Regions from separate parts of the Homo sapiens genome. Here region 1 is linked to region 2. The links are chromatin contacts, found by Hi-C or POLR2A ChIA-PET in ENCODE. All regions are on one chromosome and are shown on one strand. The core of a region is the stretch at or near the end of the contact, and the rest is flanking DNA. Distances in the headings are between cores, read along the strand shown. Region 1 overlaps RBKS (ribokinase). Region 2 holds the start of MRPL33 (mitochondrial ribosomal protein L33).

Region 1 (3,743 bases), core at 487-2,986, 89 kb after region 2:
AGCATATTGGTAACTGTAATCAATTTAAGTTCTTTAGAAGAGAGGGAAGGCTATATGGTAGAGCTCTAAATAGTCTTAACAATTAGAACTATAAGCAGAAGCAACGAAGATTATCTCTTCCTTTAGGATGACATTTAGTAGTTTGCATCATTATCAAGAATGAGTCTCCTTGACAGAATTCCTCTCTCTCTCCTAGAGACCACTACTGTGGCTAGTGTTGTACTGCATCAGGGTTATTCATGAATACTTTTCCTTCATATTCTCTTTCTTAATGCCAGCACAGAACTTTATTCACAGTGGGATTTAATAAATGGGATGAAATTAATGTATATTTCTATATGGGTTTATCTGGTCACTTTAACAAGAAGCAGGAAGTGTTAAACCAAGAAGCAGGAAGTGTTAAACCAGACCAGGATTCTGATAATCAAGTACAGGACCTAAGGAGAAGAGGGAAGTTACAATTCCAGGTGCTAAAGAATCTTTTTTGTTTACTAAGGGGTAGAGTAAGAGTGGGGTGTTCAGAGAGCAGGATCAGGTTTTAGTCTTAGTCCATCCTGCATACCACATCATTTCACGTGCTCACTCAAAAAGGGTGTCTATTTTAAAAAAGGAACACTAAAGAGCTAAGTTATTTTTAAATTTTTATTATGGAAGATTACAAACCTATAAAAGTAGAGAAAACAGCATACTGGCTTCCCTTTCCCTCATTCACCTATCATCCAGATTTAATAATTTAATACTTATTGTTTCATAGCCAATCTTGTTTGAGTCAATACCTTCATCAGCTTCTCTAAGAGGTAAGAATTTTTACCATAATGCTATTATTGCCTAATGATGATAGTATTAAGTGAGGCAAAAAGAATAAAAGGTTTGATCCAGGGTAAGATTTTTATATTTCATATTATTAAAGATGGAAGGTGTGAGGAAATAAAATATTTGAAGGATGGAAGGAAATGATTGACTTTAAAATGAAAGAGGCATTCTGGGGAGTTCTAGGGCAAGTGAAGAAGATGGGCTCAGGTGGCACGAACACTGGCTAGCTGGCCACAGAGAAGTGGGCCAAGGGCCAGAGGGAGCAGATAAAAAGAGGGTAGGTGTGACCAAAAAAGGTTAACTAGCTTTAGATAGGAAAGAAAGGTAAAGAGGTAAGTTCACAATGGTAAGGCCACTGAGAACCTACACTGCTTTTACAGGTTAGAAATTTATATTAATTTTCCACATAGGTTGTGATCTATCTGAAGTCAGTATCTTATATTAGAACAGAGCAATGACAAGTCCTAACAGCCAGTTTGCAACGGGATGACATATAACTGATGCTAAGAACACACGATTGCTTCAATAAAGACCAAGCTCAACCTGTTAACCTCCTTTATATAGCTCTAAAAGTGTCAATAAATTGAGCTGAACTACTCCATTCCCTTGCAGTACACTGTCAAATATGGTTGAGATTCAAAAGAGCCTCATCAATAATTTGAAAACATCCCACTCCTCCCCTTTAAATTCTATTTTTATCTTGGATTCTAAATGCATTTATAGTACTGATGAAAAAAAATATACATCTAGAAGGTTCACTTCTGAAAAAGGTACTCAATCAAGAGAAAAATGGTTTTAATGTAATGTTATTATCCTGTCATTTAATTTAGCAATGACAAGTGATGATGAGATTTTGATTTGCATTAGAAATCTTAAACATCTTAGGATTCTGTTATGAACAGGCAATGATGAGTAATCTGTGTGATTGAGTAACTATGTGAATTCTTGGCTTACTGATGCTGCTACAAACAACACTCAGAGCAACCTGAAAAAGAAAAAATATACCATGTGGCTAAAAACAGGCCAAATAACTTGATTAGTAAGACTGTCACTAAAGAAACTTATGATTTCCACTACATCTATACTTAGATCTGGGTTACAATTCACTGGTTTGAATCAAGTGTAATTTTTATTACTAACTGTGAGAATTCATTTAAAAATCACCAGATTATTACTGGGATGTATATATATATGTGGGGGAAGGGCAAAATCATGGGTACAGTAGGTGTGTTTGATGTGGGAGCAGATGGCTGGGATTTAAACTCATTTCTAAACAACTTCTATTAACACAAGCATTGTATTAATTCAGTGATCACTGAAATTCTTCACTCTTTTGGTATTTTACTAATTTCTCCTCTTTTTCTTCTGCATCCTTCCCCTACTCTTGTCTCTTTCTTCCCTTAACTGTAGACTTTCCCTGCATGAGGACAGGGACCAAGTCTGTCATGTTCTCCATTTTATGCAATGTGTCTGTCACTTGACACGAGGTTAACAGATATTTGCTGATTGAACAGATTTTTGTAAGAGTCTCCCTTTGTCTCTGTCTCTGTCTCTCTTTCTCTCTTTTTTTTTTTAAACAGAGTCTCTCTCTGTCACCAAGGCTGGAGTACAGTGGCACGATCTCGGCTCACTGCAACCTCCACCTCCTTGATTCAAGTGATTCTCCTGCCTCAGCCTCCCAAGTAGCTGGGATTACAGGGGTGCGCCACCAGGCAAGGCTAATTTTTGTATTTTTGGTAGAGAGGGGGTTTCATCATGTTGGCCAGGCTGGTCTCGAACTTTTGGCCTTAAGTGATCCGCCTGCCTTAGCCTCCCAAAGTGCTGGGGTTACAGGCATGAGCCACCGCGCCCAGCCTCCCTTTGTCTCTTTTCTGTGTCTCCCCCGTATAGCATCTATTCCTGTTCTGAAATGAGGATGTGGAGGTGTTGATTAGGGAAGCAGGGGGAGACTGGCAGGGATGACTGGGCAACTGTCCGACAATAACAACTCCATATTTTACCAGATCTTGCCCACTGCACTCCCAGTATCAGCAGCATTCCTCTTCCACAAGCAAGAACTGTAACTAGAAGTCATATATTCCTTCATTCATGCACTAATTCAACAAATGTTCATCACTGTGTCCTGATGTATCTCCTACAAGGCAAAATCAACTTGTTGACAATGGCATTAAACCTAACCCTGATGCAAGTAATACACGAGTGAAGAAAATAATTCACGGAATAAGGAGATTAGTATGTTCCATTTCTTTTTGGGGGGGGGGTGGAGTCTCACTTTGTCTCCCAGGCTGGAATGCAGTGGTGTTATCTCGGCTCACTGTTACCTCTGCCTCCTGGGTTCAAATGATTCCCCTGCCTCAGCCTCCCGAGTAGCTGAAATTACAGGCATGCACCACCATGCCCAGCTAATTTTTTTTGTATTTTTAGTAGAGATAGGGTTTCATTTTATTGTCCAAGCTGGTCTTGAACTCCTGATCCCCCTGCTTCAGCCTCCCAAAGAGCTGGGATTACAGGTGTGATCCATGGCGCCTGGCCTGATTTTTTTTTTTTTTTTTTTTTTGAGACAGAGTCTGCTCAGTTGCTGAGGCTGGAGTGGAACACAAAAATGGCTCACTGGAGCCTCAACTTCCTGGGCTCAGATGATCCTCCCACCTTAGCCTCCCAGAGAGCTGGGACCACAGGTGCACACCACCACTCCTGGTTAATTTTTTGTATTTTTTTATAGAGACGGGGTTTTGCCATGTTGCTCAGGCTGGTCTCAAACTTTTGGACTCAGGCGATCCTCCTGCCTCGGCCTCCCAAAGTGTAGGGATTGCATGCGTGAGCCACCGTGCCTGGCTGATTTATGTTATTTAAAAGGAAAAAGATATAGGTATATGTTCTCCCATGATATGTACATGCATAAAAAGTGAAAAGTTAAATGACAGGTATTC
Region 2 (3,411 bases), core at 384-2,883:
TAGAGACAGGGTTTTGCTGTTGCCCAGCATTCTGGTAGCCAAAGACAATAGGGAAATCAACAAGTACACAAGTAATACTATTAATGGCAATAAGTGCTGTAGGAAAACATAAAGAAGAGTAAGGAGAATAGAGTTGGGGGCAGGGGCATGGAGTTTAAGAACTGCTATTTGGCTGGGCTAAAGTTAAAGTGACTTTCTAAGGGACAGAACAAGGACTAGAAATCATGTTCCTTGGCTTCCAGTCTTGTGTTTTCTTATAAATCCTCTAAAGGAAATATAAGAAACCTTATCCTCTTGAACATCTGAAGCTCTTTTTTGCCAATGCAAGGTAAGGAAGGATTTCGGCACCTGGAAGGTACTCAGTAGCTGGAGTCCGGTTATGGGAAGATAAATATCAAGAATGATTAGAAGGAAAAAAAGTATTATAGGTACTAAGGAGAAGGACGGTCTTAATTTAAAAAATTGAATTGTATTGTATGGAGAGCTGATTTTTTTCCTCCTCATCTTCTTTGTGATGGCACAGAGAGCTGAATTTTCTTTAAAACAGTTTTATTACTTTTTTTTTTTTTTTTTTTTGAGACGGAGTCTCACTTTGTCGCCCAGGCTGGAGTGCAGTGGCGCTATCTCGGCTCACTGCAACCTCCGCCTCCCGGGTTCAGCTAATTTTTGTATTTTTAGTACAGGCGGGATTCCGCGACGTTGGCCAGGCTGGTCTCAAACTCGTGACCTCAAGTGATCTGCCTGCCTCAGCCTCCCAAAGGGCTGGGATTACAGGCGTGAGCCATGCGATTAAATCTTATTTCACATCTGTAAGACTTCATATGTAGATACAAATCACGGATTAGGAAAAAAATCCAAAAGTCCTGATTATTAGTTGCGAAATGAGGTTACTGACGAGGTCCTTGGTGTTAGAGGAGCCCAGGTTCCTTACAGAGCCATGAAAAATTAATGATTGCAAACTGGTAGGTCCCAATGTCTACTGGGAAAGGCATGAGTCTTTGGAGTCAGATAAAATCTAGGTTTAAATTCTTACTCTGCCACCTGGTAGTTCTGTGATATTAGGCACGTGATGTGAATGCTCTCAATCTGTTATTTGGCTTCTATGTCAGGAACTGTGCTAGGTGTTTGGATACAGAAGTTTGAGATGCAAAGGGTCCTGCCCTCCTAGAGATTGGGATAACTAAGGAAAGGTGGGGTTCTTAATGCCGAAGGGACTCAGAAGAGTGAGAGTAAGGCTTAACCAGGCGGAGAGGGAGTTGGGTCGGGGGAGGCAACATTTTAAGAAAATATGCGAGGGGCTGATACGCTGGAGCGGCCGAAGTACAATACACAGTTGTTCTTGTGGGTCTAATGCAGGTGGTTGCGATTATTTCGTGAAACAAATATGGAAAGCACCTAACGCTGAAAGCACTTGACCCAGAAATAGGAGTCAGGGCCGGGGCGCGAACCCTGAGCTGTAAATCCCTTTCCAGAATGATGAGGATTCCAACCTCCAGCACGACAAAAGCAAAACACACTCGCTCTGAGAAACCGAGGAACGAGCCAGACGACTGGAGGCAGGTTCCAGGCGGGGGGCGTGGCCTCGGGCGACTGCCGGATGTCCTCTTCCAGAACCGGGCCGTGCCCCGGAAGCAGTTGTTGTTGGTTGGGGGCCTTTTGGCCGGTGACGGAGACTGCCCAGGTGTGGTCACCATGTTCCTCTCCGCGGTCTTCTGTAAGTGGGGCTGGAGACGCCGGTAGGGGTTACGGCGAGGGTTAGGGGGCCGTGACAGGCAGGGCCCCGGAATGATGCGGGGAAGGATGTGCGAACAGGACGGGAAGCTGCAGCTGCGTACTTTTCCAGGCCTTCAGGACCACAGCGTCCGGCATGCCCCGCGGCGCGCCTCCCTGCGCGGACCTGTGGGTGCCTGAGAAGGGGTCTGCGGTGTCTGGATTCAATTGCCGTCCTCACGGACCGTTGAGTCTGGCTGTGGGGCGTTTTTCTCCAGCCCGTGTTAGGAGAATCTTTGTCCGAAGGACCTCAGAATTTGCAGCCCACCTATTTCGAACTCTAAAAATAAGGAAACCGCTCCCGAGAGGGGCAATGAATTGCCTGAGTAATGCGGCAGGGCAGTTAAAGAAGTCCTCGGGCTCCCGAGTCAGTGCTCTTCTTTACCCTTGGCTGACTTCCCAGTTAGATTTAGTATCTGGTTTTCACCACATGTGATGGTTGTTGTAATTTGCAAAGGTTAAACTTGTCAAACAAGAAGCTTGCTGCAGCGCGAATACTTGCACCTTAGAAGAGGGAAAAAATGGAGCAGGTATTACTTTAGAAAGATTTAAAAGGTAGCCAGTCCAACAGTCATGAAATTATGCAAAATATTAAATCTAGAATTGTGTTGGTCTGATTGGATCTTTTAACCTTCCTTCTATAAAATCCTAAGGGGATCCCTAATAGATAGGGAATAGTTACTTGAGTGACACCTCATGGCATATTTCATAAGTTAAATATTTTTGGTTATTACTGATATTTATATGAACTTTGCATAAGAAAGAGAATACATTTATATTTTTATTTTCTTTTCCAACCCTTCCTGTCTACAAAAAAGTTGCCAAGAGCAAGTCAAAGTAAGTAAAGATTTTTCCTTTTTTAAACGTCACTTGTTTATGTTGGATTTGTTAGTCTAGCTGCTCCCAGTACATCCTTATATGAAATTAAGCATTGGGCCTTGATTTCCTAAGAGTTGGTTTGTGGATTACTTAGTTGATTATTTTTTCTTTATGAACTCTTTCAAAAATATTTTCCCTCCTGCTGAACTGAGCTACTTCTGTGAGCATTGAAATACTTGAAGGAACCTTTGCTGCTTTTCTAGTCCCAGGATTTGTGAGCTCACTGTCTGTTTCTAAACAAACCATTGGGCTGTGCTGTATTTGGACTACCACCATATTTCCATTTCCTCAAATCGAGGACCAGGGGCCATGTGTCTGGAGCTCACTACGGGAATCCAGAAGAACAAACTCTGCTTTGATTAAATCATAGTCTGTTTTAATGAGTTTTGTAATCCTTTGCATTCATGGTATAAGCATTTCAAAAATAGCCAAGATTAAAGATTCCATGCTGTACCAGAGAGACTAGAACTACCAAACTTGTATTTCAAAATAAATGTTGTAGACAATAACAGAAGATTTTGTGGTAAAAATAGGGAGGTTCTAAAGCAGCTTTTCCTTGCAACTCAAGACATTGAAAATCCTTAAAGCTAGTCTTTTGGATTAACGTTAATGAAAAACATGTATGTTAGCGCTTTCCCTCCCAGTATCTTTCAGTGATTCACGTAGCTTTCGCCACAGTCCAGTTATTTATGTCAAAATTCCCTGCCCCAGGGATCTATAGGAATCTCTTGCCTTTGGTTTCTGTAGAGGTATATTCTGACT

Evidence for each region. Hi-C counts contacts between places; a loop is a spot of excess contacts on that map. ChIA-PET counts read pairs that join two places held with the same protein, here RNA polymerase II (POLR2A).
Region 1: POLR2A ChIA-PET joins it to region 2 with 13 read pairs in activated CD8-positive, alpha-beta memory T cell. The contact joins the enhancer-like site here to the promoter of MRPL33 in region 2. A Hi-C loop is called at or near these places in 1 of 168 maps with a recorded cell type or tissue (posterior vena cava). POLR2A ChIA-PET finds 5 or more read pairs at or near these places in 6 of 52 experiments (HCT116, HEK293, MCF 10A and 3 more).

What each region holds. Positions count from the first base shown.
Region 1 is chr2:27,858,600-27,862,342 of GRCh38, forward strand. All of the region lies in intron 1 of RBKS (ribokinase), which reads right to left. Among named protein-coding and RNA genes, the nearest start is that of RBKS, 30 kb to the right of the region's middle. Within about 2 kb of position 1,737, at least 2 of the 41 ENCODE cell types and tissues checked have a DNase peak (open chromatin) inside an H3K27ac peak, as active enhancers do.
Region 2 is chr2:27,770,086-27,773,496 of GRCh38, forward strand. MRPL33 (mitochondrial ribosomal protein L33) reads left to right here and starts at 1,634. Exons shown (of 4, transcript NM_004891.4): 1 at 1,634-1,714; 2 at 2,589-2,607. The coding sequence starts at 1,693. RefSeq lists enhancers at 1,276-1,395, 1,629-2,445, 1,686-1,815.